Regions from separate parts of the Homo sapiens genome. Here all the other regions are linked to region 1. Evidence: chromatin loops called from intact Hi-C (ENCODE). Cell type or tissue: endothelial cell of umbilical vein. All regions are shown on one strand. Region 1 overlaps PLAC1 (placenta enriched 1). Region 2 has its middle 14 kb from the start of MIR450B. Region 3 has its middle 51 kb from the start of PABIR2. Region 4 has its middle 60 kb from the start of PLAC1.

Region 1 (8,000 bases):
AGCAAAAACTGAAGCCAAGGAAGCAGCCCCTGCCAACAACTTCCGTTCTTTCCCTTTCCTTCGGCATGGCTGCCCAAGGAGCCCCCAGTGACTGTTCATGGTGATCTGTTTGTTTCACAATTGACAAAGAAGGAGGGAGCCCTTTCTGACATTTTTGCCCAGAGGACCCAGATTTCTCAGTTTGAAACTGCCAAATACGCAACTTTGGGTGGATATTTGGCTGAATCACTTTGAAGGGCTTGTCAGTGCCTAAAATGGAAATTGTTAGAAAGCAGAGGAGGGTGGTTGCCAGCAACCATGAAATGGTAATGACCAAATCATTTATTTTTGCAATGAAATGTCATCCCCTAACACTACAAAGGCAGGTTTTTTCTAGCTTAGAAGTACTGACTACCTATAAAAATCTTCAAAAGTGATTCTGTGTGCCATGCACATGTACACATATACCCCATTTCTCTCACCCTCTGCCTTCCCTCCTAAACCAAGCTTCTTCCATGTTCCTGGAGCCCAGCTGCAACCTGGGATGAATTAAGATATTGGCTGATTATGAAAGGTAATCAGGCTTCAGCTATCATATAAAATGAAGGGGAGTTCATTTGGTTATTTGTAAGATGGTATGTGGCTGACTTTCTATGTGGGAAAGTCAGTAGGCTGTAATAGATCATGCCCCAAAATACGATGTGGATCTTTTAAAGATCTGTTTGAGTCTAGCTGTAGTTGCACCTAGGAGACATGATACTTAATAAGGTTTCTCCTATCTATCTATCTATCTATCTATCTATCTATCTATCTATCTATCATTTATCTGTCATCTATCTATCTGCTTCATTAGCAGGCAAATTAGGCAAGATCTCCCATTGTGTACTTTGTATTTTTAAATGCTGACACCTTTTTTCTGAGTTTAGGAGGAAGATACTGGAAAATACATTGTGGGTTGACACTGGGGAATGCAAGAGGATCTTTCTTTGAAAACAGCCATTAAGATACTATTCCCCTGGGCCAATTCCTGGGCAGTTTTAACCACATACAAAGCCCCAGGTTCTTCTTCTAGCTTTTCTATATTGACTCCTGTGTTAAGATCAGTGAAAATTTATACTATCATATAATTTATTTTAAAGTAATACTTTACAAGCCTTTGGCTTGAAAATATTTCAGTAACATCTGCACATTCAATACTGAAAAGTAAGATGGCTCCATTCTGCTCTCATTATAGTAGGCTTTGAGAGGTATCTTTTCTTTGTATCACAGTCATTAGTCCAGTGGTTGATCAGCTTCTTTTTCAACAGAAGTGGCTTTTTCCAAAGTCCTTTGTGATTGTTGATGTGGGATCTATTCTGAAAGCAGGTTTGCTGTTAAGGAAGGTTATAGGAACATTACCGTTTAGCCATGGACCTTGATCATCTGAATGTGGTAGCTGGGTGTTATCTCAGTGCATTTGAAGCTCATGCTTATGGAATCCCTGTTATGCAAGGGGTTGGGGAAGCCCACTGGAAAAAGTGGCTCCAGTGTGGATGAATCCGTCCTTCAGATTCCTTTGTAGGGTTGGCTTAAAGGGCAATTATAAATTAGTCTGTGTCATTTCTGTCCATTTCCCAACCTTTTAAGAGCTCTCCTGGCCCTCGATCTGCATGTATCTAATACCACTTTCTCAGCCTCAGTTTCCTAATATGTAACACGAAGGACTTGGACTAGACAAGCTACAAGTTCTCCCCAAACTCTGACACTTGATAAATCTAATGCACTTATCAGCAGAGAGGAATGTGGCTATTTTCCAACTCTTTCTTTAGTTTGGGGAAACTAATTTTATATAATGTTCTTTCCCTGTGTTTCCCTTTTAAAAGGAAAACATGACCCATTTCCGGTGTTGTAAAGTCAACACTTTGCAGCTCTGCACGAGGAAGCTTCTTTCTATGTAGAAGGGGCACAGAATGCCACGGGAACCAGGGCAGGAACCAACACCTGACAAGAGATGCAGGCACATGCGGCATGTGGGGCGGGCTGTCCCTCACAGGAGCCAGAATCATCAGTACTAGCCTCAGTCCTCCCATGCAGCTGGCCCCACTCAGAAGCATAATGGTGTGGAGCAGAGATCCCTGAGCTAGCATTCCTGGATTAGAGTGCTTACTAGCTGTTTACCTCCAGTGAGTTAATTAACCTTTCTGTGCCTCAGGTTCCTAATCTGTAAAATACGAATAATAATCACACTACTGCAGAGTACAGTTGCAAGGATTAGATAAGATCACGTGGGCATGTAAAGTGCTTAGAACAACGTGTAGCACACACATATTAAGTGCTCGGCAAATGTTAACTATTTGTCCATTGGGCTCAAATGTCCAAGTATGGATCCAGGAGTTGAAAGGTTGGATTCCACAGGGCCATCCTCCCTCTTGTGTCCAAGACTCTTTGTGGTCTAGGACAACTTTTGTGAGAACAACTTGTATCTGCTCTGGAATAGATGACTTTCCCTTTTCTATAGAGCTACTGTCCAACTAGCCCAGCCTTAGTGTCCCTGGGTTCACAAGTCAGTGATAATGACCAAAAATATGAAAAACTATCTGACGAGAGGGAAAGTGTGCTCATTGAGACCCCAGCAATAAGCAATTGTCTGCCATTGCAGAGGATTTAACAGAGCTCAGACGTGAAGGCTCTTGTAGTTGACAAAGGATCTTTAGAAAAGAATGTTCCCTGAGGGTGCTCCATGTCTACAGAGGCCCAAACAAGAGAAAACAGATTGTGGTTAGACCCAGGGAAGACATTTTTACCACACACAGATAAAATGCTGGGCCACATTCCCAAAACAGGTTATGTAGTGTCTTCCCCTGGTAAATTGGGAAAAGAGTGGCTGGCCATCTGTCCTAGATTGTTTCATAGACCACCAGAGCAGGAAGAACCCTTAGAGGTCATCATATCCAAACCTCTATTTTAAGGATTGAGAATGCTAATACACAGAGGGAGGAGATAATTGCCCTATAGTCATATAGCAAATTATTAGCAGGACCAGGATTTAAATCTTAGGCCAACACAGCTTGCCACTGCACCTTAGTTATCTCTTAAGGCACTCAAAGTGCTGTCCCTTCTAGTTCTGGAATGCTCCATGGTATCAATGTACTAAAAAAGTAACTGAGGCCCACCCAGAAGGACTCGAAGGTGTTGAGCAGTATCCAAATTGCAATTCCTCTAGTTTACCCATCCGATTTTGGAGCTCCAGCTGTCAAAGTGTTTCAGCCAAGCCTCCTCATTCAACTAACTGGTCTTAACTTACCATTTGAAAGCAGCTGTGGTTAAAGCAGAGCTTGCTGACTCAGCCCATGTAGTAAGGATGACTAAACACAAGAATTTCCTGTGGAGGGGGGAGGAGGGGGATGGAAAATATCTTTCAAATGCATTTGTTTCAGGGAACCCTTCTGATCAGTCAGGAGGTAGCCCACCGTGGGCCCATGAGGAAAAGCAGCAGGCTGTCCCCGCTCAGCACCAAGGCAGGATTTGCAGATGTTTCCTTTCTTTTTTCTAAACAACATTGTGGCTGTCTCGGCACCATTTTGGTCTGGCCAGCATTTGCACAGAGCTTCATCTGCCAACTGATACAGCCCAAAGCCAAGCGGAGCAGATGCCTTCCCTGACTGGAGGGGCCTTTCACATTCCTCTGCTCAGAGCCCAGGGGTGAATTGGGGCTGATCTGCTTTATCTCAAGACAGTTTCAATTCTGAGCCCACCTTGAACTCAAAAGAGAGGATCACTTATGCTGACCGATCAGAAAATATTGTGGGCTGGCTTCCATCTCCAGGATGCACCTTGGGGAGTTTGCAATCTGGAGTAACGTTATCATTTTCAGGTCTGAGTACCACACGGCCATTGGACAACTTCAGGAAACAAACATTGACCTTCAGTTGGGTTGCTCACCAGCTTAAAGCAGTAATCCAGTGAACCCAAAATTTGGGTAAATATTTTAAGACTGTTGGCTGGAAAAGAGTCTGCCTTGCTCAATTAGAAAGTGGAAGACACCTGGTGCATTTGGGGGTGACAGATTTTATTTACAACTTGCAAAATAGAAAAGGGCAGCAGGGAAAAAGAGAGAGTGAACATACTCAGCCATATTCTGAAAGCCATATACAACTCAAACAGTTCAGTCATTGAGGATTCAAGTCCAAGAGGCCTGCCTCACCCTCATGCTCACAAGGAGAAAACAGGACTAACTGCCTCCGAGGTCTCAAACAAGACCGAGGATTTTCTTTTCTTTTTTTTTTTTTTTTTTTTTTTTTTTTTGAGACAGAGCCTGCTCTGTTGCCCGGGCTGGAGTGCAGTGGCACGATCTCGGCTCGCGGCAACCTCCACCTCCCGGGTTCAAGCGATTCTCCTGCCTCAGCCTCTCAAGTAGCTGGGATCACAGTTGCGCACCACCACACCTGGCTAATTTTTGTAGTTTTAGTAGAGATGGGATTTCACCATGTTGGCCAGGCTGGTCTTGAACTCCAGACCTTAAGTGATCCGCCAGACTCAGCCTCCCAAAGTGCTGGGATTACAGGCATGAGCCACTGCGCCTGGCCAAGGATCTATTTTTCATAAGCAAGTAAAAATTTCTTCATCTAATGGGGGAAATGTTCTGGAACAGGCAATGTGGAGTAATGGAAAACAAACTGGTCTGGCAAGAGGAGAGGGGAGAAGGAAGGAGGGAGTGTCCCAGTTCCCTTGGGTGTGAAGGGTGACCCAAGAAGTGTAAGCTTTGAAGTGTTATCTTACTTTTCTAAGCCTGTTTCTGATTCAGTAAATACTTTAGCTACACATAGTGCCTAGTAATAATGTTTTCTGAATAAGTGAGAGTGAGAGAGAAAAAGAAAGCAATGAATATATGAATGAATATGTCAAGAAAGTGAATTAATATATGACAGAATGGTAAGGATTTGCGTAGTTCATGGAGTTGGTTTGAAGCTTAAATGAAATAATGGTTATGAGTTCTCATTTTCTAACACTACGCTTAATACATTATCTGTATACTCACTATCTTATTTGAATCTTTCGAGGCTCCTGTGAGATAGGCAGGGTAAGGACTGTCACCTGTCTGATAGAGGGAATTGAGTATCGGAGAGGTGGAGAGGCAATAGATGATGGAACTAGGGGCTCCGCATGCAGTGCTCCTTCTAACGTACCACACAACCTCTTACTTTCAGATGAAAAAGGTTTTTAAAGAAGAAAGTTCTATAGGACCACCACATAGGATCTATGACTTACAACTAAGCACCTTTTATATGAGGGCTTAAACACTGGAAGTGGGCTTAGAAGAAGAAATATCAGGCTAGGACTAACAATGCTATTGAAGATTATGGTAAGAACTTGTCAACTCAAAATACAAGAGGCCAGGGGGAAATGGTGTTGGAATGACTTGGGTTTGGATTATCTAATATTTTTGTAAAAGAACAATGGGACCTCTAGTTGGCAAGGAACTAACAGTTGCTATTTGAAATAACATGGGCCACTATAAGAAGGTTGACTGTAGACTCAAGTAAGTCAGCCAGTATCTACTTAGTTTGTCCCATCAGGTGTCTGGCCTTTCATGAAGCCATAAGCTGTTTAGCAGGAACAGACTTGTGGTCTGAGTCTTCTCCAGGTTTACATGGGTCTTAGAACCTTTGACTCATGATACTGAATGGTGCTGTTTAATAAAGTCATATAGTCTAGTCCCCATCCAGTAAAGCTATTCCTATCTGATGAGTCACTGTCCACCCTCCAGTGACAAAACAAATGAACAAACAAACAAACAAAAAACTTACTGCCTACTGTACCTATAGTTTCCAGCTTTCTGTTCTGGACAGTTATGATGGTCGTCTGTGCCATCATCATTTCTAATTGCATGGGGCACTAGGGAAATAGAGATATGTTCATTGTAAGTGTACCTCATGCAGGCAATTAGACATTGAAAACAAAATTTTCATAAAGCAAATCCTTATTTTTGTGCCCTAGATCGGCTTGTTATTTAAAGAAATCATTGATCTCTAGTTTATCATTTTCTAAAACACAGAATTAGGTTTTCTTTTTCTTTTCTTTTTTCTTTTTTTTTTTTTTGAGATGGAGTCTTGCTTTGTCACCCAGGCTCAAGTGCAGTGGCGCAATCTCAGCTCACTGCAACCTCCGCCTCCCAGGTTCAAACGCTTCTCCTGCCTCAGCCTCCCAAGTAGCTGGGATTACAGGCGCATGCCACCATGCCTGGCTAATTTTTGTATTTTCAGTGGAGATGGGGTTTCACCATGTTGGCCAGGCTGGTCTTGAACTCCTGACCTCGTGATCTGCTCACCTCGCCCTCCCAAAGTGCTGGGATTACAGGCATGAGCCACCGCGTCCAGCCAGAATTAGGTTTTCTTAATGCAGGAGTTTTAAACATGGGGTCTGTTGCTCTTGGACTAGCTATGGGAAGCTGGGTGAATTTTTCTGAAACTATGTGCAGAATTGTGTTTTTGCTTTTACATACTTTTCTGAGAGGATCTACAGCTTTCCTCAAATTCTCAAAAGGGTTAACACCCAAAAAGGTGAAGAAAAACTGGGTGAAAAAAATGGTGGAACTATAATTGTGTTTGTGAGTCCTAAAGTATGCAGCTTCAACTGCAATTTTTTAAGAAGGTGGCTTTGTCTCTGTCAATTGCATGGTCTGGTTCTCTTCCTTCTGCTGCCTCTGAAGGATAGGTACCCATGGGACATAGTGCCAAGCTTTGACTTTTTCTCTGTCGTATTTGCAGGGTATTAACCATGCTAATAGGAGTTGAATGGCAATTGTTGTAGACTAAAATAAGGTATTATTTGATAACATTTCTAATTCCTTGTCCTCAGTTGTCAACCCCAGAGTACAGCCTATAAGGCAGACATCTTTGTTGCATGACTTCAGCTTTAGAATCAGAGAGCTCTGTGACCTTGGGAAAGTCACTTAATCTCTCTGAGCCTCAGTTTTCATCTGGCAGATGGGAATAATAACAGGGTTGTTGTGAGGATTATAAGTGAGATGATGAGGCTGGGCATGGTGGCTCACGCCTGTAATCACAGCCCTTTGGGAGGCTGAGGTGGGCAGATCGCTGGAGCCCAGGAATTCAAGACCAGCCTAGGCAACATAACGAAAACACGTCTCTACTAAAATAAAAATAAAAATAAAAGATTAGCCAGGCATGGTGGTGCACACCTGTAGTCCCAGCAACTGAGGAAGCTAAGGTGGGAGGATTGCTTGAGCCTGGGAGGTTGAGGCTACAGTGAGCCATGATCGCACCACTGCACTCCATCCTGGGCAACAGAGTGAGAACCTGTCTCAAAAAAAAAAGTGAGATGATGTATATAATGTGCTGGAAACATAGTAAGTGCTTAATAAATAGCAATGCCAATGGTACCTGTGCTGATAAGCAAGTTCTTAAGAAGATCCAAAGCTCTTTCCTGAGGATATGGATAGCTCTGTCTGGGAGCTACCTTGCTGCCCGGGGCCATGCTCAGTGGTCCATCCATGGGCATGGGAACAAAAACAGTCGGACCTTTGTCACTTTATTCAAAACATAGGGTTTGGCCTGTTCAACACTTGTACTCTGCTAGAAACTGTTGAGGAGCCCTGAAACCATGTTTGACTATTAAACCCAGAAGTTCTATGTAGGGAAAAGGGAGGAACAATTGGTGCAGTCACATCAGCTCAAAAGTTCCAGTCGGTGCTTTGACCCAGCAGCAATAATAGTGTCCAAAGGGCCTTCCCATCCCTGTTCTCATTTTATCCTCAAAACAGCCATATGAGGTAAGCAGAGCAGGTGCTGGAGAAGCCACTTATTGCAGCAATGATACAAGCAGGTCCAGAAGTTTTAAGGACTTTGTGAAAATGCAGTGGTTTGTAAATAAGTAAAATTCGTGTGTTAGCAGGAAATGTTTATTGGGTATTCGTTTTTGAATATTGAGTTTATTGAGTATAACTGAATATAGCACAGAGCTGGGCACATGGAAAGGCTTATATAGTCAGATTGGTGTGGCAAGAATTCCATGACAATGCA
Region 2 (8,000 bases), 95 kb after region 1:
CCTCCTGCAGGTTTCCAAACCTGAGATAAAAGGAGAAGGCGGCCGGGAGCAATGGCTCATGCCTGTAATCCCAGCACTCCGAGGCAGGTGGATCACCTGATGAGGTCAGGAGTTTGAGACCAGCCTGGCCAACATAGCAAAACCCCGTCTCTACTAAAAATACAAAAATTAGCTGGGCGTTGTGGTGCACGCCTGTAATCCCAGCTACTCTGGAGGCTAAGGCAGGAGAATCGCTTGAATCTGAGAGGTGGAGGTTGCAGTGAGCCAAGATTGCGCCACTGCACTCCAGCCTGGGTGACAAGAGTGAAACTCCGTCTCAAAAAAAAGGGTGTGTGTGTGGGGGAAAGGCACCCACTGGGGGTCGGCATGGTGAGCGAGGTGAGGCCAGCCATGTCAGGGGTGGGGCCCAGTGTGGCTGTCAAAGGCCAAGCCAGCTGAGGACACTACTGCCAATGGGTAGCCTGGCCTGGGGTGTCAGAGCTCAAACCGGGGAAGGAGGGTGGGCTAGTGTTTGATGTCAGATCCTGAGGTGTCAGTAGCTCACCCATGTGGTCGGGGGCAGCCTGGCATAGAGTGTCAGAGTGTGGGTGGGGCATATAGGGTATCCATGCCATGGGGTGGCCTGGAGCATTGTTTCAGAGCCCAAGCAGGGTTCAGAGGGCGGGCGTACATGTGGAGGGCAGCCTGGCATGGCCAAATCTTGGCCCAAGTGGGCTGAGAAGGCCATCAATATGCAGAGTGGGTGGGACTAGTATGAATTCTAGAACACCCGATCCTAGTCACAGTTAACACAGCTGAGGATGGGAATGACGTGTCAAATGAAAACCGGGACAATTAGTAAAAGTCTAAACGCATGACAACCCCACCATCCCCACCCCTGCTGCCCTTCCCCATTGAGCTCCCTGGAAACCACCTTATTGCCCTGAGGAGTAGGCTGGCTTTTACTCTCCGTAGCAGATGTCTCTAGTACCTCTTGTCCCTTCCCCTTGAGCCCCACCGATTTCAGCTGCTGAAGTGCACTGTCTTCTACAAGATCAGCCTGACCTCATGCAGGCAGCACAGCGTTTGCCCTTGAGGGAGCATTAAGTCTCTTTCTGCTTTCAGTTTCAAGGCCTTCTCTTAACTGGCTGACTTTTAACAGCAGACTAAACCATTCTCCCTTCATCCCAGGGAGAAGCCTCCATGATGGGGGTGGGGGCTTTGGTTTAAAGGCTCTGGCTTCCTGTTCTTCAGTGGACAATTCTGAAAGCCTTGTGGATGTTTCCAAGGAAGCCTCCTGTTTCCTACAGGGATGACCTCATTCATAATGCACCTTTTTACTGGCTTTTCCTCTTTCCCCGTCTCACTCTCTTGGCTCCCTCTCCCCAATTTCCCAGGACCAACTCCCAGATAAACCACCTGTTCTCAAATCCTCTTCTCAGCCTCTGCTTTGAAAGGAACCCAAACTAAGATAGTCTACATTTGGAGATGCCATAATTAAATGTCTGTGTTCTGGTCCAATTATTTTATTTTATTTTTATTTTGTTTTATTTTTGAGACAGGGTCCCCTTCTGTCACCCAGGCTAGAGTGCAGTGGTGCAATCTGGGGTCACTGCAGCCTCGAACTCCTGGGCTCAGGCGATCCTCCCCTCTCAGCTTCCTGAGTAGCTGGGACTACAGGCACGCGCCACCATGCAAGGCTAATTTTTGTGTTTTTTGTAGAGATGAGGTCTCATTACGTTGCCCAGGCTGGTATGGAACTCCTGAGCTCAAGCAATCCACTCACCTCGGTCTCCCAAAGTGCTGGGATTACAGGCGTGAGCCACCGCGCCCAGCATGGTCCAATCATTTTAGAGTGAAGCCGGCGGACAGGCCCCATTCATGCCACAGAACTTCCAGTCATCTTATGGATATCTCAACCCTAAGTATGGACAGCCAAGATCAGGGCCCAGGGCTAGGACATCAGTGAGGTAAGCAATGCACTCTGAGTGCAAAACGTAAGGAGGCTTTCACTCTCAATTGCCAACCCTGCACTTGCAGGACCTGAGCCTGAGGGACCCCTGACATTTTGCACCCTGGGCTCTCTGCTTGCCTCACCCTACTCCTGGCTCTGGCCAAGACACTAATAAAAAGCCTGTAAGGTTGAAACAAACAAATAGAAAAAAAGAAACTCAGATGAAAAAGAAACAATGCAAACAACAAAGAGCAATTCTTAGAAATCCACAATATTCTCAGAGGCATAAGATAATTTATTTATTCACCAAGAAGAAAAAAAAAGGGGCATTTAAAGAACAAGAAAGAGCTCTAGGAAATTAAAGGTTCAAGATACCACTCAGAGAGCAGAACAAAAAAGGCAAAGAACAGTAAAACAGACCGGAAAAGGAAAAGGACATTAGAGGATTGTTCCAGATGTGATGTAAGAGTGCCAGAAAGGGGGTAAGAAAAAAGTGAGAGAATATTATCAAAGAAATGATACATTAAAATATCCAAAGCTGAAAGACATAAAGTTCCAGTTTTCAAATAATAAAAACACTGCGTGCCCAACAGAGTGAATGAAGAAAGCCCACATCAAGTCACCTTTTGTGTACATTTCAAAAACAAGAATTTAAATAAGATTCCAAAACCCCGTCTCGACCAAAACTACAAATATTAGCTGGGCGTAGTGGTGTACACCTGTAATTCCAGCTACTCGTGAGGCTAAGGGCAGGAGAATCGCTTGAACCTGGAAGGCGGAGGTTGCAGTGAGCCAAGATTGTGCCACTGCACTCCAGCTTGGGCAACAGAGCAAGACTCCATCTCAAAAAAAAAAAAAAAAAAAAAAAAAAGAAAAAGAAAAAAAAAGAAAGAAAGAAGAAAAGAAAAGAAAAAGAAAATATTCTAAGAGATTCCGGAAGGAAAAATAGGTTATACACAAAGGATCAGGAATCAGAATAGCTTTGGATTTTTCCAGAGAAATACTGTGTTGGCAGACAGAAGATAAGGAAGCAATGCCTTCAATATTCTGAAGGAAAATTAACATCTAACAGAGAATTCTATACCTGGCCAAACCAACAATTAAGTGTGAAGCTTGAATATAAACACTTTCAAACATGCACAGTCTCAGAAATTCCTTTTATTGTACTCTTTCTCAGGAAGCTACTGGAGGGTGAATGCAAAATGAGGGAGAGACACCAGCTTTTGTAAATCGCAGGCTAGGTAATTTGGACTAACACTACTGCTAAAAATATCAGAGAAGGTGGACAAAATCATTTACAAATATCCTCAAAAGTATAAAATACTTAACAAGACAGTGAGAAGGTAGTGCATCGAGCTCCAAAGAGGGCAAGAACCCAGAGAGATGAATCCAAATCTTGGGCATCACTTTTGCTCAGAGATAGGGAACAAAAGCCAGGGTCCAGGGTCAGTCAAAAATGGAGACTCTGGCTGAGTGCGGTGGCTCATGCCCATAGTCCAGATATTTGGGGAGGCCGAGGCAGGAGGATTGCTTGAGCTCAGGAGTTCGAAACCAGCCTGGGCAATATATGGAGACCCCCGTCTCTCAATAAATAAATAAATAATGGAGACTCTGGGAAACCATCCCTACTTTGGGGTGGTATCCTGAAACACTCTACCCTAGGAGTAAAGATGACTTGGAAGTAAACTAGCTCTCACATGCATTGTAGCCTGCATTCCATTCATCCGAGTAACCCAGAAAAATCTCATACCCTGAAATTAAATTCAGTTGATTTCAGATAGCTAGTAGCCCCAGACACCTGAGGATAAAAGTACAAGTATTCTTTGGAGGAATACAACAATATCCTGGGCTTCAAACTATTTATTTAAAATAAAATCTAATGTCTACGTCATGCAATGCATGTTTGTGCAAAACCTGGCGCTAAAGCATTTGTAGATGACCTGCTTCTGTGTGAGGGTTTCATCCACAGCGGGGCAGTTCTCTCACTGTGATCTATGGAGAGTCAGCCTTTGACACAAGGGTTTGTAAGAAAAAAAAAATTATTAAAAGAAAAATAAGAAACAATAAGAAACAAGAATATTTATTTATTTATTTATTTATGTATTTATTTGAGACAGAGGCTCACTCTGTCACCCAGGCTGGAGTGCAGTGAAGCGATCTCAGCTCACTGCAACCTCTGCCTCCCAGGTTCAAGCAATTCTCCTGCCTCAGCCTCCCGAGTAGCTGGGACTACAGGTGCCCACTACCACGCCCAGCTAATTTTTATATTTTTAGTAGCACACTTGGTTAATTTTTGTATTTTTAGTAGAGACGGGGTTTCACCATGTTGGCCAGGCTGGTCTCAAACTCCTGACCTCAGGTGATCCACCCACCTCGGCCTCCCAAAGTGCTGGGGCGTGAGCCACTGCGCCCTGCTGGAAACAAGAAATTTTTAAAAATAAGAAAATTTTAAAGAAAAAATTTAATATCCAACACATAATCAAAGATAATAAAATACCTCACATCATGAATGTTGTTTTTTGTTGTTGTTGTTGTTGTTGTTGTTGTTGTTTTGAGACACGGTCTGTCGCCCAGGCTGGAGTGCAGTGGCACAATCTCGGTTCACTGTAACCTCTGCCTCCAGGTAGCTGGGACTACAGGCGCCTGCCACCACACCCAGCTAATTTTTGTGGTTTTGGTAGAAACGGGGTTTCACTGTGTTGGTCAGGCTGGTCTTGAACTCCTGACCTCAAATGATCCTCCGTCTCAGCTTCCGAAAGTGCTGGGATTACAGGCATGAGCCACCGCGCCCGGCCTCAAACACATAAAGATTTAAGACACCGTGTCAGTGGTTTGGGGCTGGTATAATAGAATGCCGTAGACATAATGGCTTAAACAACTTATTTTTCACAGTTCTGGATGCTAGAGGGCCAAGATCAGAGCAAAGCATAGTTCGTGGTGAAGGCCCTCTTCATGATTATATCCTTACATTGCCTTCATTGGTATTTGGAAAGAGAGTGAGACAGAGAGGGAAGCGGTGGGCGGAGACAAGAAAAGCAAAACAATGTACAACAGAGGATATGTTATCATAGTACAGTACCTCACTCAGCAGAGAACAATGTTTATTTAGTCATTTTAATGAAAACACCAAATGTAAATTAAGCAAAACTTGCTAAAACTTTGTTGGGAGGATGGAAAGAGGATAAATGTGTGTGTGCCTATATGACAGTTAAATCCTCATCTTCAATATTTGCCAGTCAATTGGTAATATTTAAAATGTAACATCAGGCCAGGTGTGGTGGCTCACACTTGTAATCCCAGCACTTTGGGAGGCCAAGGCAGGCAGATCACCTGAGGTCAGGAGTTTGAGACCAGCCTGGCCAACATGGTGAAACCCTGTCTCTACTAAAAATACAAAGATGAGCCAGGCATGGTGATGCCCACCTGTAATCCCAGCCACTTAGGAGGCTGAGGTAGGAGAATTGCTTGAACCCAGGAGACAGAGGTTCCACTGAGGCAAGATCATGCCACTGTACTCCAGCCTAGGTGACAGAGTGAGACCCTGTCTCAAAAAAAAAAATTAAAAATTAAAAATAAATAAAAAAATAAAATGTAAAATCAGGAAATAGCAACATAAGTACAGCATTTTATTTATTTGTAAATCTAATTTATCATTTAATTTCTCCTTTGATCCATGAGTTGCATGGAAGTATTAGTTGACTTACTACAATGTGGGAATTTTTTTCTATTTTGTTGATTTATGATTTAATTTCACCGTGATCAGAGAGCATACTTTAGATTTCAAAGCCATTATCCTCAGCAAACTAATGCAGGAACAAAAAACCAAACATGGCATGTTTTCACTTATGAGTGGGAGTTGAACAATGAGAACACATTGACCCAGGGAGGGGAACAACACACACTGGGGCCTGTCGGGGGGGCTGGGAAGGGCGCGCATCAGGAAGAACAGCTAATGCGGGGCTTAATACCTAGGTGATGGGAAGATCTGTGCAGCAAATCACCATGGCACATGTTGACCTCTGTAACCAGCCTGCACATCCTGCATATGTACCCTGGAACTTAAAATAAAAGTTGATGAAAAAAATTTTTAAGACTTACCGTATCTCCCTGAATATGCTCTATCTTGGTGACCATTCTATGTGCCCTTGAAAGGAATGTGTCTATTCTGCTGTTGTTAGGTATACTGCTCTGTAATTAGATGCAGTTGGTTGACAGTAAATTTCAGATCTCCATTATATCCTTATAGATTTATTTATTTATTTATTTATTTTGAGATAGAGTCTCACTCTGTCGCCTGGGCTGGAGTGCAGTGGGTTGATCTTGGCTCACTGCAACCTCCACCTCCCGGGTTCAAGCGATTCTCCTGCCTCAGCCTCCTGAGTAGGTGGGATTACAGGCGCCGGCCACTACGCCCAGCTAATTTTTTTGTATTTTTAGTACAGGCAGGGTTTCACCATGTTGGCCAGGCTGGTCTTGAATTCCTGACCTCATGATTCGCCCGCCTTGGTCTCCCAAAGTGCTGGGATTACAGGCGTGAGCCAGCCGATATTTTTTGTCTATTTGTTCTATCAGTTGCTGAGAGACTGGTGTTAAAATATCTGACTACGATTGTGGATATGTCTATTTCTCTATATAATGCTGTCAGTTTTTACTCATGAACTGTTTTGCTCTGTTGTTAGGTGCATACATATTTAGGATTGTCATGTCCCTAGTGAATCGTTTATTTTATATTATCTAATGGCCGTCTTTCTTTGGGTAATTCTCTTTGTCTTGAAGTTACTTTGTCTTATATTAATATAACCATGAAGCTTTCTTACACTTGTTGCACATTTTTTCCATCCTTTTACTTTCTTTTTTTCACGAAGCATAAATTTCTCCACAAAGGGAATTTTAATGATGGCTCTAGCTTATTCCCTCCCCAAAGGCCAACTGTAGGCTGGGCATGGTGGCTCAAATTTGTAATCCTTGCACTTTGGGAGGCCGAGGGCGGATCACTTGAGGCCAGGAGTTTGAGACCATTCTGGGCAACATGGAGAAACCCCATCTCTACAAAAAATACAAAAATTAGCTAGGTGTGGTAGCACATGCCTGTAATCCCAGCTACTCAGGAGGCTGAGGCAGGAGAATCACTTGAACCCAGGAGGTGGAGGTTGCAGTGAACCAAGATTGCACCCCTGCACTCCAGCCTGGGCGACAGAGTGAGACTCTGTATATATATATATATATGTTTTTTAAATGGCAGCTGTAACCAAATGAAGTGAACATAACCTCAAGATTGTATTTTCTTCACAATAAAAAAGATCACGCTAGAACTGGATCACTTTGCCCTTTCTCTTCTTATCTCCTTCCAGTTCAAAATGTTTGCATTCTCTGAGAAAAGCAATTGGGCTCAATGCTCTCATGTCTCGGTATAATCTTAGTACTTTCAGCCTTTTTCCGGAAAATCAACTTAGTCTGCCCACCATAGCCACTCTACTTCCTGTCATAACGCCACTTTCCCCAGGCATAAAGAGAATGCTTGCCCTTCTTGTACTGTGTCACTTTGTGGTATTGGTGATTCCTAAACTTCTTACAGAAAGTCTGGTGACTTTTAGGAATGTTCACCAGGTTTGCGAGAGTGCTATCAGCATAAAAAGCTCATCCTTTTAATCTTTCTGCGTCTTTATATTTAAAATTAGTCTCTTGTAGATGGAAGAAATAGGCCAGTCAATTACTGGCTAATGACCTTTATACTTGTGTAGGCTTGATTACAACCGTGTTGGGCAAGATGGTAAAACAGCAATTTATCTGTATCTCTGCCCTGCCCATTTCCTTTCTAATTAAAACATTGCTGAATAGCACTTCACTGCCTGCTCTCCTTGTTACAGAAGTAGAAATTTCGGCCAAGCCTGGTGGCTCATGAGTGTAGTCCCAGCTGCAAGGGAGACTGAGGCTAGGGGATCACTTGAGCCCAGGAGTTGGAGGCTACAGTGAATTGTGATTGTGCCACTGCACTCCAGCCTGGGTGACAGAGTGAGACCCTGTCTCTAAAAATGAAAATAAAAAAATAAAAACCAGCTGGGTGTGG
Region 3 (8,000 bases), 120 kb before region 1:
ATTATGCAATTTAGGCTTAGAAAGTTATGTTTGAGTATATCCCAGCAGCTCTGTTACTCTCTCTTAAACATCTTCTGATAAATTCCATTGGTTTTTTTTTCTGATGAATTTAAGCCTTGATAGTATAAAATGTATTTAGAGGAATCTCACTAGGCAGGTTAGGGCCCTTCTGCCTGGGTGGTGTTTGGTTAGGGTTATCTGCAAGATTCCATTGCTTGTTCTCCAAGCAAAAGAGCTTTCGGGTAGCTCACCCACGCCTCTCTGGTGATAGGAGTGGAGATGGTGGGGGCTTCCTTATAGCTAGAAAAATTATAGCACTGTGTAAGCCCATTGCTATTTAACTAACACTCTTTCCAGATGTTCTTGGAATGGAGGCCAGGGGCAAGATATGCTTATTGCAATACAGCTTCTATTTGTGGGAAAGGAGAAAAATTAAAGGAATGAGCAGATAGAAATGGAAACTGATCAGCTAGTATTTTTCTATATGTTAATAACACGAAAAGAATTAATTATGAACTGAACAGAGTTTTCTTTAAAATCCAGGTATTAGGCAGCAATTTAAAATCTTGATTTTTTGATAGAAATATCTCAACAAGCTCAAATTTTTGACTTCAGAAACAAGTGCACTCTTTGGCTACCTCGTCAGTCCTGTGGATATTTCTGTGTAGGCATTTGGTTCTTGTTTTCTTCTGTCACCCAGGTTGGAGTACGGTGGCCTGAACATGTCTCACTGCAGCCTCAACCTCCCAGGTTCAAGGGATCCTCCCACTTTAGCCTCCCGAGTAGCTGGGACTACAGGCAAACGTCACCGTGCCTGTTTGTTGTTGTTGTTTGTTTGTTTTGTTTTGTTTTGAGTCAGAGTCTCACACTGTTGCCCAGGCTGGAGTGCAGTGGCACGATCTTGGCTCACTGCAACCTCTATCTTCCATGCTCAACAATCCTCATGCTTCAGCCTCCCAAGTAGCTAGGACTACAGGCAGGCACCACCAAGCCCGCCTAATTGTTGTATTTTTTGTAGAGACAGGGTTTCATCATGTTGCCTAGGCTGGTCTCGAACTCCTGGGCTCAAGTGAGCCTCCTGCCTTGGCCTCCCAAAGCACTGGGATTACAGGTGTGAGCCACCATGCCCAGCCTGATTCTTGTTTTCATTGCAGCCTAACACTCTTAGAAAAGGCTGATTCGTGTCAAAAACCCATGACAGTGAGTAACCCTGATTAGAACTCTTCTTCTAACATTAAAATTTAAAGTAAGCAAAATGTGTCTTGTTCAATATGTTCCAGTGGCCAGTAAGGGACAATACGACTTCTCCAGTCTCTATAGTTCCAGCTAGGGATTTAAAGAGAAATAAAACAGATGTTAGAGCCTCAACCTGCCAATATCAGACCTAGGTAATTGTCTTGCCAGTCATTTCATCCATCTGCTGTAAAATATCAAGACGTTCCCCCCATTTAAACCCTGATACCAGAGTAATTCAAGCTGCCTGAGTAACACCAGTAGCTACGACCAAATTAAGTTTTCAAAGATGAGAATAAAACTGCTGAAAGTAGAATTTGGCATGCCTCTAAGAGATAAGGAGTCACTCAGAAATTTTAGAATTTCAATTTGTTCATCCAGGCATTTGTTAAATATCTTCCAAGATCCCTTACCATTGGTGATGTGGGGAGAAGACAGGCGATTCAGTAGCGGTATCAGATATGAATCTGGCCCTCAAAGATTTGTACTCTAGTTGGGTTTACAGATCTGAAGCTTCTAAAGCAATTCGAGAACAATTAGATGTAAACTTACATGGTAAGGCCCAGAAGGTGACTAGAACCAGTACTTTTTTTTTTTTTTTTTTGAGATGGAGTCTCTCTCTTGTCGCCCAGGCTGGAGTACAGTGGCGTGATCTTGGCCCACTGCAACCTCCGCCTCCCGGGTTCAAGTGATTCTCCTGTCTCAGCCTCCTGAGTAGCCGAGATTACAGGCGCCTGCCACCATGCCCGGCTAATTTTTGTGTTTTTAGTAGAGACAGGGTTTCACCATGTTGGCCGGGCTGGTCTCCAACTCCTGACCTCAAGTGATCCGCCCACCTCGGCCTCCCAAAATGCTGGGATTACAGGCGTGAGCCACTGCATGCAGCTGAACCTGTATCTTTAAAAACAAAAGAGACATGTGATAGCACAGAGAGAACCTGGCATTAGCGTATCTAAGGCCAATTTTGTCACTAACTGACCGGATCACCTTGGCCTTAAACTCTAAATCCTGTTTGTTTTTCTATAAAATGGAGATTGTGCTACTTGCTAAACTGGCTTTCTCACAGGGCTTCTTGTCTAGGGTGGGAAGCCATACTGGATAATTTTGAAGTCCTTTCCTGGCTCTTAATATTCTATGATTTTATGGTAGTGAATGCAAAAGTGCTTTGAAAAGTGTTAAGTGGTGTACATTGTAATATTTGTGGCATTATCATCATTATGAATGCCTCTTTGGGGTTCCCAGAGGCTGATGTTCTCCGTGCATCTGCTCACAGGACCACCACACAGCAAGTTTCCTGACTCTCAGGCCAGGATTCTCTTTCTGATCCCATAATGTCTCTTTTAAAAATTAATAAGCTGAGTGACTAGCAGATAATTTCCCAAGGAGGTCCCTACAATTTCCCCACTCCCACACACATTTATTTTCTCTTCCTTGGCAGAGTGCAAACTTCACTACAGGCCACCGAACAAAATAATGTCTTCTTTTAAAATCATTAAGCTGAGTGACCAGGCAACTCGAAATATAGCAGGGTGTTTCCCAGGGAGGTCAGGTCACCACTTTCCCCACCCCCTCCTCATTTATCTTCTCTTCTCCATCAGAATGCAAGCTGCCACACAAACTTTTGGGCATATGCTCTTTTGGCCTCCTGGATAGGCAGGTGTTAGCCACAGGAAACAAGCAACTAAACAGGCTGCTCTTGGTGCCGATTGGCCATGGGTTAATGAGAGGTTTCATTTAACTCTAGGTGGTCGGTGGTGTTCCACCCCACCTCTCCCAGAGTATGTCATTGTCCTGAATGAGAAGGCCTGAGGGCAATGCTTAGAAATGAGTTTAAGCTGTTACACATCAACTAAGGTTAAAGTCCTCTGTGCTTCTGTCCCCCTTATTGCCTACTCTATACCATTCCTCTTAGCATATACTGCCTTGGGCTGTTTTTATTTTTTCTGAAGCATGTGGCCTGTATCCCTTAGTGAAACCCTGTAGCCCCTTGAACATTGAGCACAATGTTCTGTAAACAATATTCACATGATTTGAAAAACAAAATCCAAGCAATGTAGAAAATACGATCTTCTGAAGTATTTACAGTCCAAAAGAAATTATACTGATACTAATCCAAGAGACTTGGAAGTCTATTCACTTCCACCCTTTCACCTCAAATTGTGCAGATTGGTTTAACAGCCCACCATGTCTCACTAATGTTAATGTATGGTTACCTCTGGCAGTCTCGACGCTGAGATCTGTGACTGGAGCCTGGGCATCAGTTAACTTTGCCAATGACTGTGATATATCATCTATAATATATGATACGTGATATGGCCAGTGGAGCCAAACAAGTCATTGGAGAGTGAGTTATGGGCTTTCTGGACAGAAGAGGTATTGGGTCAAGTCCAAAAACAGCATTCAATTTTCCTACTCTGTAAGCAGCAAGAAAAATGAGGGCCAAGGTGACCACAATCCTATCTAGCCTCTACATCTGCCTTTACCAAGATGTTTCTAAAGTCCTTGATGTTAACTCCAGAAAGGCAGTAAAAATGGACCAACAGCAGAGAGATGTAAAGGGTGCCTTCCTGTCTCTTGGGACAATGAGGCAGCCAGCCAGCCTGGCCAGCTGAAGGAGAACAAGGCAACCTGCCCAGCGAGACAAAGCAGAGGTCAGACAAGGAAGTGGAACTATTCTGCAAGAGGGGTGGGAGTTTTGAAAAATTAAAAACAGGTCAAGGAGGAAGCTGATGATGGGAACTGAACCTCAGGCCACAGGCCTTTGATTGTATACCCTCCAGAACAGAGTGTCACACTGAGCACTGCAAGTAATCTGGCTTTGCCTATGTCAATGTGTGTTATCCTCAACCTTGGCTTGGGTGAGTCTTCAATTCTCAAGCTGATTCATTTTAAATTCAACAAAAACAAGGGAGAGGTGGGGAGGGGAACAGATTTTAGGGGTTACTTACCTCCCTCTGAAACTAACGCTGGTGTTTTCTAACCCAGCACCTTGCAACAAAGGGAGAGCATGTTAGCTTCCTTCTGGGAAAGGAAGGAACTGGACTCACTGTGGTTTGGGTAGTGCTTGCTACTGAGGCATTAATCAGGGTCCTGACATAGCTGGAAAGGGCTGGTTTCCTTTTCATGTATAGAATCATAAAGGGGGCACAATATTCAAACAAAAGGCCAAGGAAACCTCTCCCAAAGATCCTATCAACTGCAGTTCTGGACCAAGGAGTCTGGCCAGAAGGGAAAGCCCATTTTAGAAAAGGACCCTGTTTTTCCAGGCAGTGACATTCCTGTTACTGCGGATATGACTATAGTTCCAAAGAGGTCACTGAGATAGACCTTAACTTCAACTGGCTTTCAGGGACTGGCCAATTATTTATGGTAGGGTTATTTTTCATTATCTGTAACATTAAGAAGTACAGATCTCCTACGCTTAAGATGGTAGCCATTGTGGTTTGACATCCCACCATCCATTTTACCTCTTACATTGTTTAACGTAAGTATAGTTTTGGGGATTGCTTCCAGCTCCAGTGGGTGGAGCCTGATTAGTCTGAGCCAATCTTGGTGATGCCATGTCTCTGGATTTTTCAGCTATACCTCGCTACAAGGATTGGCTTGGGAATGGGCATATGACTAAATTCATATCAATGACAGATGAAGGAAAGTTTGCAGTGGGTTTCTGAGGAAAGCTTCCTCATTGTTAAGAAAGAGATCTCTCTCACTCCATATGTTGTCATACATGGGTGTGAGGTCTTCAACTGCTGCAGACATCTCACTCAAGCTTGAGGGTAAAGTCAACTGGGGGAGGAGGCCAGGACAAAAAGAAGAGTGGGGAAAAGGAACCAGGGCTACAGAATTATGTTGGCCCTGAAGCCATGTGCCTCTGGATTTCTAGTTTTATGAGCCAAAAGCTTTCTCATTTTGGAAGGTAGATGGTGACAAGAGAGTCTGGCTTGTCCTTGAGACAGGGACTCCCAGATCACCCAGTGGAGACTCTGGGAGACTGATACACACACACTGGACTCAGAAGAGACTGTAATCTGGAACACCAATTTATTCAATGACAAGGAGTATGTGTCTTTCCAGGACCTGAAATGCTTGTGTCCTCTAACTTCCAATCCCAGTATCAAGGTACCTAGGAACCCAGGCTGGTAGTACAAAAATAGCAAACTGCAAAAATAATAATAACCAATAGCCTGGTTTGCCCAAAGTCACGTAGCTTGTAAATAGCAGAGCACAGAGAGTCAACAGGTAGACTCTGATCTGAGTCCAAAGCCAAAACTCATAAGTAGTTTATCTAGCCTTTAGTGACAATCAGGACGTTATTCCGATGGACAAAAACAATATACTGAGCCCTTGCTATGTGGCTGGCCCTGTGCTAAACACTCAACATTTATTACTTAATTGACTCCTCACTATAACCCAGCGGGGACAGGTATTATGATAATTCCCATTTTACAGCAGTGGCAACAGAGGCTTGGAGAAATGAAGTCAGTCCCCAAGGCTATGTGGGTAATAAGTGGCGGGGTCACCTGATATAATTCTAGGGTATCCACTATTCTTTAAGGAATCATAACGAAGGGAGCGGGGAGAAGAGTAGCATCTAGGTTGTTTCCTCTGGTCCCATCCAAAATATACCTTTCTTTTTCTTTTTTTTTTTTTTTTGAGATGGAGTCTCTCTATGTTGCTCAGGCTGGAGTGCAGTGGCATGATCTCAGTTCACTGAAACCTCTGCCCCCTTGGTTCAAGCAATTCTTCTGCCTCAGCCTCCTTAGTAGCTGGGATTACAGGCATGTGCCACACCCAGCTAATTTTTGTATTTTTAGTAGAGATGGGGCTTTCGCCATGTTGGCCAGGATGGTCTCGAACTCCTATCCTTAGGTGATCCACCCGCCTCGGCCTCCCAAAGTGCTGGGATTACAGGCGTGAGCCACCGCGCCCGGCCCAAAATGTATCTTTCTGATGGCCTAAAGAACTTACGTCCTCTTCCTTAAACAATGCCACACACTTGCTGAGAACGTCTTACAATCCAGATGTCCTTATTCAGTATTCACGTTCGGTTACCAAAAACTTTCGTCACAACCAGATCAAGATAACTTATTTTGTATTGGTTAGCCCTTTAAATTGATCCCTTGTGGTTGAGATTTTAGAAACCACTCTCAGTCTCTTGCTGATTTTGAGATAGTACCCTAGTCTTAATAGCATCGATGGCTAGAGTTTTTCTTGTTTCGGAGAGTGACATTGGCTGGCCTTGTCCCTACATCCCAGGAGGCTACCTTATTTGTATCCTGCAGACCTCTTCTTACTGTTTTCAGAATTTTTATGGTGTTTAATTATTCATTCTTGCCTGAACCATACATCTTTGCTGTAACTTATGTTTCTTTTGGTTTTTTACTACGTCTTTATTTTCTAATTAAATTATTTTAATTGTTTTATGTTTGGAAGTCTTCTCTCCCCCACCCCCCAATAAAATGACAAGCTTCTTTCAGGCATTGACTGTATTTTCTGCTTTCTACACATTCCCCACAGCACCAAACAGAAAGTGGAGCACATAGTAAGCATTCAGTGAATGCTGATGGAATTGAATTATGAACTATTGTCTCATGTTCAGTCTTTCCCCAAGGGCTTTTGGTTAGAACATTTGGCCGGAATGTCATACAGACAAAACTGAATTAGGAAAAAACATGCAATATATGTTAGAGTCAAGGTTTCAGGCTTAGAATTTTGCATTACCTAATGTTTTGACTTCTTTTCAAGTCAGTTAGTTATTATCTGGCCTCACAAACATTGCCTTTCTTGTTACATCTTCTAGGTGGGACTTTTCTTTCTCTTTGTCCTGTAATTTCACATTTATCCCTCTCAAACAAATCCTTGAGCATGGTTTTTCTTCTTGCTGAAGAAGTCACTGTTGTGGCCATCCTAGAGTGGCCTGCTGTGAAACATGTGCTATTTCACTTCTGTCTTCATTTTTATTTTCTTGTCTTTCTGTTTCTGTTTTCTTTCCTTTCTCTCTCTCTTTCTTTCCTTCTTCTTTCTTTTTACATTAACAACTGCCTGTAGATGACAACAGCTAGAAGGTGACAACAGAAACAGGAGGACCAGCCCTTGCTGTAGCTTACACCCTAAAAGGGGAAAGACAGGACATCCAAATGGAACAAAACACACACATTTGAGGATTCCAATGCAGGAGGGGACAGAGGAGTCATCAATTTGAACCTAATTTAGCCCCTTAAGGAAGTCAGCACCGAGACCATTGCCAAAACTTTATTGATTCCTACTTTGGACTTAAAAAAACCCTCTCAGAGTTGAAAGAAGACCACTGTTGTCTTTTTTTCTTTTCTTTCTTTCTTTTTTTTTTTGAAACAGAGTCTCGCTCTGTCGCCCAGGCTGGAGTGCAGTGGCGTGATCTCTGCTCACTGCAACCTCCGCCTCCTGGGTTCAAGTGATTCGCCTGCCTCAGTTTCCCAAGTAGCTGGGACTACAGGCATGCGCCACCATGCCCAGCTCATTTTTGTATTTCTAGTAGAGATGGGGTTTCACCATATTGGCCAGGCTGGTCTCGAACACCTGACCTCAGGTGATCCGCCCACCTCAGCCTCCCAAAGTGCTGGGATTACAGGCTTGAGCCACTGCGCCCGGCCCACTGTTGTCTTCCTTACTTCGTACTCCATGCTCCAGGCTGTGCAGCCACAGTCCTGTGCTCTCAGTGCCTGGGCAGGGATAATCAGGAAGTGTCAACTCTGTTATGGAGGGAACAGTAAGCCTGTCTGCCCATCTTC
Region 4 (8,000 bases), 97 kb before region 1:
TAAGTGGAATCGTGTAATATGTGGCCTTTTGTGTCTGGCTTATTTCACTTTGCTGAATGTTTTCAAGGTTTATCCACATTGTAGCATGAATCAGTGCTTCATTCCTTTTTATACCTGAATAATATTCCATTGTATGGATATACCAAATTTTCTTTATCCATTTGTCAGCTGATGGACATCTGAGTTGTTTCCATCTTTTGGCTATCTGTGAATAGCAATGCTATAGACATTCATTTATGCCGAGTGCAATGACATGTGCCTGTAGTCCCAGCTACTCAGGAGACTGAGGCAGGAGGGTCACTTGAGCCCAGGAGTTCAAGCCCAGCCTGGGTAACACAGAGAGATCTCATCTCTAAAATAATAAAAAGAACACATTGATTTACAAGGTTTTCGGTGGGCACATGTTTTCGTTTCTCTTACTGGGTCATATGGGAATTTATGTTTATAAATTTTTGAGGAAATGCCAGACATTCTCAAAGTAGCTGCACCACTTTACATTCTCACCAGCAATGTATGAGCGTTCCAATTCTTCCACACCCTTGCCAACACTTCCTGTTATTATCTGCCTTTTTTTATTTTTATTTTTATTTTTTTTGAGACGGAGTCTTGCTGTGTCACCCAGGCTGGAGTGCAGTGGCATGATCTCGGCTCACTGCAACCTCTGCCTCCCAGGTTCAAGCAATTCTCCTGCCTCAGCCTCCCGAGTAGCTGGGATTACAGGCGCATGCCACCATGCCTGGCTAATTTTTGTATTTTTAGTAGAGACGGGGTTTCATCATCTTGGCCAAGCTCATCTTGAACTTCTGACCTTGTGATCCACCCGCCTTGGCCTCCCAAAGTGCTGGGATTACAGGTGTGATCCACCATGCCCGGCCTGTCTTTTTTTTAAGAGACAAGTTCTCACTCTATTTCCAAGGCTGGAGTGCAGTGGCAGCGATCATAGCTCACTGTAGCCTCAAAATCCTAGGCTCAAGCAATCCTCAGCCTCCCGAGTAGCTGGGACTACAAGGTGTGTGCCACCATACTGGCTAATTTTTTAATTTTTTTTTCAGAGGTGGGGTCATTCTATGTTGCCCAAGCTGGCCTCAAACTCCTGGCCTCAAGTGATCCTCCTGCTGTAGCCTCCCAAAGTGCTGGGATTATAGGCGTGAGCCACCATGCCCAGCCTGTCTTTTTGATTATAGCCATCCTAATAGATGTCTTCACTAGGTATCTCTTTGTGGTTTTGATATGCCTTTCCTTAATGGCTAATGATGTTGAGCATCTTTTCGTGTACTTATTGGCCATTTGTATATCTTCTTTGGAGAAATGACTCTTCAGATTCTTTGCCCATTTTTAATTAGGTTATTTGTCTTTTTATCGTTTAGTTGTGAGAATTCTAGATACTCTAGATACAAGTCCATTATCAGATATATGACTTGCAAATATTTTCTCCCATTCTGCATGTTGCCTTTTCACTTTCTGGGTGGTTTAATTTGCAGTACAAAAGTGCTTCATGCTAGGAAGGCACAGTGGCCTATGCCTGTAATCCTAACACTTCGAGATGCTGAGGCAGGAGGATCACTTGAGCCCAGGAGTTTGAGAACAGCTTGGGCAACATAGTGAGAGCCCATCTCTACAAAAAATAAAAAAAATTCAGCTGGGTGTGGTGGCACACTCCTGTGGTCCCAGCTACTAAAGTGGCTGAAGTGGAAGGATGGCTTGAGCCCGGGAGGTCAAGGCTGCATTAAGCTATGATTATGACACTGTGCTCTAGAAATAAAAGTGTTTCATTTTCATATAGTCCAATTTATCTCTCTTTTTTTTCCTTTGTCACTTGCGTGTTTGTTGTCCTATCATCCTAAGAATTTCTTACCTAATCCAAGGTCAGGAAGATTTACACTTATGTTTTCTTCTGAGTTTTAGTTTTAGTTGTTACACTTTTAGCTCTGGGTCTGTTGCATTACTGTGTACATTTTAAGATCAACATGTCAATTTCTGCCAAAAAAAAAAAAAGCCAGCTGAGATTTTATTAGAGATTACACTGAATCCGTAGAACAATTGGGGGAGTACTGCCATCTTAGCAATATTAAGTCTTCTAATCCATGAACAAGAAATGTCATTCCATTTACTAAGGCCTTCTTTATTCTCTGTCAATGGTGTTTTATAGTTTTCAGTGTACAAGTTTTGCACTTCATTTGTTAAATTTATTTCTAATTAGTTTATTATTTTATTGCAAATAGAATTGTTTTCTTAATTTGATTTTCAAGTTGTCCATTGTTAGTGCTTAGTCATAGAATTGATTGTTGTGTTTTCTGGCATCCTGCAACCTTGCTGAACTTGATTATTAGCTCTAATAGTTTTTTGTGGATTCTTTAGGATTTTCTAACTAAGGTTGTGCCACCTGCAAATAGAGATATTTTTTACTTCTTCCTTTCCAATCTGGATGTCTTTAATTTTTTTCTCTTGCCTATTTAGCCCAGCTAGAACTTCCAGTATAATATTGAATAGAAGTGGTAAGAGTGGACATTCTTGTATTGTTTTTGATCTTAGGGGGAAATCTTACAGTTTTATACCATTAAATTTGATGTTAGTTGTGGGTTTTTCATAGATGTTCTTTACCAGATTAAAAGTTACTTTCTAGTTCTTGTTTATTGAGTGTTTTTTGTTTGTTTGTTTGTTTTTCATTGAAACGGAGTCTTGCTCTGTCATGCAGGCTGGAGGGCAGTGGCATGATCTCAGCTCACTGCAACCTCCACCTCCCAGGTTCAAGCAATTCTCCCACCTCAGCCTCCCGAGTAGCTGGGATTACAGGCTCCCATCACCACGCCCAGCTAATTTTTTTATTTTTAGTAGAGATGGGGTTTCGCCATGTTGGCCAGGCTGGTCTCAAACTCCTGACCTCAAGTGATCCACCCGCCTCGGCCTCCCAAAGTGCTGGGATTACAGGCCTCCCAAAGTGCTGGGATTACACCTCGCCTGGCCTACTGAGTGCTTTTATCATGAAGGAATATTGAATTTTGTCAAACACTTGTTCTGCATCTATGGAGATTAACAGGTAGTTTTTGTTCCATTAATGCAGCATACTACATTGACTGATTTTCTTATGTTGAACCAACCTTGCATCCCTAGGAAAAATTTTATTTGGTCATTGTGCGTAATTCATTTTATTTGTTGTTGGATTCAGTTTAGTAGTATTTTGTTGAGGATTTTTGTGTTTGTGTGATAAAATACAGATAACATAAAATTCGCCATTTCAACAATTTCAGAGTGTACAACTCAGTGACATTTGTTATGTTCACAGTGTTGTGCAATACTTACCACTATGTAGTTTCAAGACATTTTCAGCATGACAAAAGGAAACCCCACACACACTAAGCCGTCATTCTCCCCTCCCCCTGGCAACCACTAATCTGCTTCCTGTCTCTATGTATTTGCCTATTCTGAATATTTTTTGCCCAGGTGTGAGGTGAAAAGGGTTTGGGTGAAATTTCCTCTATTTAGAAAATTACTATCACAAATTCTTTATCAGTCAGCAGCCAGTCAGCAGCCTGTCCCACACAATTATTCACAGGCCCCTTTTGAACCTCCTGCATTTGGCAAGAAAGGGAGGTGAGCATGGAAAAGGAAGAGGGCAATCTTTCAACTGTCTCCCCTCCTTCTGCTAGAGAAGGGGGACTATGAGAAGAGGACTGCCCAGGATGGCTCCAGGCAAAATATAAACATTTGTCTCCTTTGCCCTCAAATCTCCCCTTTCTGCTGCTATATCCAGGCCCTGGTGGCCTCAAGTAGCCAGGCCCTAGGATATCTCTAAGATCTCTTCCCTCCAGGCGGGGCTGCAGGCCCTGAGACTACTTTCATAATTGGTTTCCTGTTGGGTGTCCCTTGCCTGCAAGCCTTACTAACTGGCCAGATGGCATCCACTTGCTTGAGCCACGTGTTCTTGTTTGCTAAGGCCTCCCTAAGTTATCCTGTCCAAATTCCCTGAACGTGAGGAATGTCAAGCCCCAAAGCTGTAAAAACGGTGACTCACTGAAGTCCAAGAAGGAGGTACTTCTGGAGAGCAGGGTGATCTTTACGTACTTTTCAAGTAATGCCCATGGGCAAATTTGTTATTTAGTGAAGCAGGATCAGGCAGTGGGAAAAAAAAGGTGACACCCCACCCTCACAGTATGCCTTACAGCCCACTCCACAGCTTTATTAGGAGCTAAGTCTCTGGAGAGATTCTGGGGAATTTTTTTTCTCCAGGGAGGCTTTCTGGCTTACACTTCTCCAGACCCCAAGGACACTCCCAGATGCAAGGTGATGTCATTGGAGTGTTTTCAGATAGAGAATTTAAGACTTGCTCTGACCTCATGTGCTTTGTGTTTCCAGTTTAACTCAAACTTTCCAAGACTTGAGTTCATTTACCTTTAATCAAAATTCCCTTTCTGGGCTCCACTTCTGATTACACATGGGCCTCTAAGTCTTCTTGGCCATCAGGTACCAGTTGATCAAAAGTGTCACACATTTAGGTAGGGCCAGTGTGGCTGACATGCCCTTTGAAGTTCAAATAGGGTTGGAAATGAGTGCAATATTGCTCACATGATGTCAAATCTCACATGTTTGAAATAGAGTGTGTGACATTTGACAAATTCAAGCACATGGTGAGGCAGCTATTCTGCTTACAGAGCAAAGACTCCACTAAGGACTAGGTGAGTGACTGCTCATTGGGGCCTGCCTCTTTGTTGACAACAGACTCAGACTGGGGCCTTTTTGACGAAAAATCAGAATGCTATTTCCAACCCTTAGGCAAGTAATGGGCTAATGAATGGCTCTAGAATTTTAGGAGACAGGCCTCACTCTGGGGGACAGTCCCCACTGAAGGCAAAGTTCTTTCCTCACCCCCACATGTGTGGCTGATAAAAGCTACTTGTCTGGCTGGGTGCGGTGTCTCAAGCCTGTAATCCCAGCACTTTGGGAGGCTGAGGCAGGCGGATCGCTTGAGGTCAGGAGGTTGTAAACCACCCTGGCCAACATGGTGAAAACCTGTCTCTACTGAAAAGACAAAAATTAGCAGGGGTAATTTTTGGCACGCACCTATAATTCCAGCTACTCTGGAAGCAGAGGCAGGAGAATCCCTTGAACCCAGGCAGACATTGCAGTGAGCCGAGATTGCACCACTGCCCTCCAGCCTGGGTGACAGAGCAAGACTCTGTCTCAAGAAAAAAGCTACTTGTCATATGTGCGCAATGTACTTCTCCCTGAAGACTATTTCAAATGGTTTCAGTTTGGCCATCTACCCAGAACGCACACGTACCCAGCACGCACATGTACCCAGCAAATGCCTTCCTATTTCTACCATCTTTACCCATAGAAGGCCTTAGAGTAAGTACTCTTTTTCACTGAGTCAGGTTTAGACCACAGAATCCTCAGATCAGCACTCCCAGCAGCCTGGGCCAGTTGCTTGGAGTTGGTATACAAGATAATGAAAATTGCTATCATTTTACTGAGGATTTATTATGGGTGAGGCACTGGGTAAGTGCATTACATGCATTATCTCTTTTAATTCCCACAATAGTCTTGTTATGTACTATTATTCTCATTTTACAGACAAGGAACCAAGGCCAAGGGAAGGTAAGTAAACTTTCTCAAGGTCAGATTGGCAGAACTGGGCTGGAATTCCCGTCTGTTTGACTCCAGAGACTAACCTCTTAACCGTTACGCTATGCCAGTTCATTCATTCACTCAACAAGTATTTAATCGGCACAAATTCTGTGTTAGCATGGTTCTAGGCCCTGGGGATACAGCAGTCAGAAGATCTTCGCCCAGTGGAACATGACACTGTGTGGGCCTCTGGAAGAAGGCCCTCTGGGAATCAGTGACTTGACACTGGATAATACATCCATTTGCTAGCAGGATGAGGGATCTCAAAAATGTGGGAGCTCCACGCCTAAACACAGGGAGTATATGGAAAACTCAAGCCACAAGGCAAAAGGGCAATGGCAAAGTTTCAGCTCAACCCTGACAGGGCTCTGTATGCTTAGCATAGGCTATAGCCCATGCTCCAGTGCTTGAGAAGGATAACATGCCCTACTGATCTCTGTAACCCTTGAAGGTCAACCACCCCAGGCCCTCCTACCATAAGCCAACATTAAGTTTTTCAAGCATCCCAGGTCTGCCTGTCTTTTTTGCCATTAGCAGCTGAATGTGTGAAGCTCGTGGCTCCCCGCAAGGAACCCTAGGGGTGGGTCACAGGTGGGGCTGAGCTCACTCTTCCTATAGATACATTTCCCCCTTGTAAAGAGCAAAGGAGACAGATCAAAGGCCACCTGGGCCCACTTGCTTGCTAGAGAGACCCGGGGGAGCTGGAAAGGAAAGGGGAGGAGGGGACTGGGGTAGGCTGGAGCTGTGCTGTGATTGATTGGCTTGTTTTGCTCCTGCACTTCTGTTTACCCAGCTGGGCCTGCTGCTGCCCAGAGGACCAGCATGTGCATGGCCACTCTGGCCGGCCTTTGGGGCAGTGTCAGAGTGAGCTGTGCACTCAGCCATCTCCTGGCAAAACTGAGGCAGGGAAGTTTGTGTTTTATGTCTGCAACTTTCCTGCCCCACTGGGCCTTCTCCCACCTCCAGGGACACCCCTCCGTAACACACACACCCCAGTCTCAGCCACAAAGTTCTTCAGGTCTTCTTCCTCTTAGTGGAACCTAGTGTCACTCAGGTATCTAAGACACTAACAGGTAAACATCTGCCAACAGCCTCTAGCTTAATTCTTCTAGCATTTCAAAATGCCGGGCTTCTCTGTAATTAATTAGTCCATTCAAGGCAGACAAGAGCAGAGGGCCCCAGGAGAGGGAAACAAATAGCTTATGAAAGAGCTACAGATCCAAGGACACAAATGAAGTCCCTGGTCTTCTAGGTCAGTCTTTCTGTTAATTGACAAACAAGGTTAAAACAAATCCCAGCATCTCAGTAATGCTCTCTGCTCGGTTTGAATAGCAGTAGCCCAAGGTAGAACGGTTTCAGAACTCAGTGTGTTAGGGGGGTGGGGGGCCGTGGGCAGGATTTGAAGATTTGAAGGACCCTTCCAAGTGCACGTGGCCACTGGTTTGTCAGTGTTTAACGCCAGCTCTACTTTTCTTAAAAACCAACCCAACCCCAAATCAGAAGCAAGTAGAGACTGGTGGCAAAGGGCCCCTGGGCTTTGGGTAGGCACTAGAGTGGTGGTTTAGAGTGGGCTTTGGAGTCAGACAAGCCTGAGTGGGAGTTTCAAATCTCAGCTCTGCTACTTATAACTGTTTGACTTTGGGCAAGTTGCTTAGCTTTTCTGAGTCTCAGTATAACCTTCTGTCAAATGAGGATAACACCTACCTCACTGCATTGTTGTGAGGATTAAATGCCATAAAGTGTGCCAAGTGCTTAGCAACTGATCTGTGTTATCAATATATACAGAGGGGTGTGATGATCAAAGACGAGGATTGTGGAGAGAGGGGGATGGGATACCTCATTCTCTTCCTGAAATGTTCAGCACTTTGGGTGTGCATTCCTAATGTTTACACAGTTCAAAGGCGAGTTCAAAATGTGGAAACAACCCAAATGTCTATCAACGGATGATTGGATAAACAAAACATGGTACACACATGCAATGGAATACTATTCAGCCTTTAAAAGGAAGGAAATTCTGATGCATACTACAATACAGATGAACTTTGAGGACATTATGCTAAGTGAAATAAGCCAGTCACTCAAAGACAAACACTGCAAGATTCCACTTACATGAAGTTTCTAGGATGGTTAAATTCATAGAAACAGACAGTAGAATGGGGGTTGCCAGGGGCTGGGAAAGAGGGGAATGGGGAGCTAATGTTTGATGGGTACAGAGTTTCTATCCGAGAAGATGAAAAAATTCTGGAGATGGAGGGTGGCGCTGGTGGCACAACATTGTGAATGTACTGAATGCCACTGAATCGTACGCTTAAAATGGTTAAAATGGTAAACGTTAAATTTTATGTTGCGTGTGTTTACTGCAATTTTGGATGGAT

What was found. A loop is a pair of places that touch in the nucleus more often than their neighbours do. Peaks named below come from ENCODE experiments on the same cell type or tissue, not always from the same donor. Only the 100,000 strongest peaks of a DNase experiment are listed, where the experiment ranks them.
Region 2: a loop joins it to region 1, with 7 times the contacts of the local background. A loop is called at or near these places in 2 of 110 quality-filtered maps.
Region 3: it touches region 1 in a loop (5-fold over the local background); 4 of 110 quality-filtered maps call a loop at or near these places.
Region 4: it touches region 1 in a loop (9-fold over the local background); 2 of 110 quality-filtered maps call a loop at or near these places.

The regions. Positions count from the first base shown.
Region 1 is chrX:134,617,708-134,625,707 of GRCh38, reverse strand. All of the region lies in intron 1 of PLAC1 (placenta enriched 1), which reads left to right. Among named protein-coding and RNA genes, the nearest start is that of PLAC1, 37 kb to the left of the region's middle. In endothelial cell of umbilical vein, no CTCF peak of the experiment used is centred here; DNase peaks (open chromatin) are centred at 1,857 and 3,387; H3K27ac peaks cover 3,058 bases.
Region 2 is chrX:134,522,240-134,530,239 of GRCh38, reverse strand. It overlaps the pseudogene RPL36AP54. Among named protein-coding and RNA genes, the nearest start is that of MIR450B, 14 kb to the left of the region's middle. RefSeq lists a silencer at 1,017-1,116. In endothelial cell of umbilical vein, no CTCF peak of the experiment used is centred here; DNase peaks (open chromatin) are centred at 1,189 and 4,949; H3K27ac peaks cover 871 bases.
Region 3 is chrX:134,742,168-134,750,167 of GRCh38, reverse strand. It overlaps a transcript of PLAC1 not described here. Among named protein-coding and RNA genes, the nearest start is that of PABIR2, 51 kb to the left of the region's middle. In endothelial cell of umbilical vein, no CTCF peak of the experiment used is centred here; DNase peaks (open chromatin) are centred at 3,667 and 4,337; H3K27ac peaks cover 2,040 bases.
Region 4 is chrX:134,714,458-134,722,457 of GRCh38, reverse strand. It overlaps a transcript of PLAC1 not described here. Among named protein-coding and RNA genes, the nearest start is that of PLAC1, 60 kb to the right of the region's middle. In endothelial cell of umbilical vein, no CTCF peak of the experiment used is centred here; DNase peaks (open chromatin) are centred at 517, 3,927 and 6,407; H3K27ac peaks cover 3,206 bases.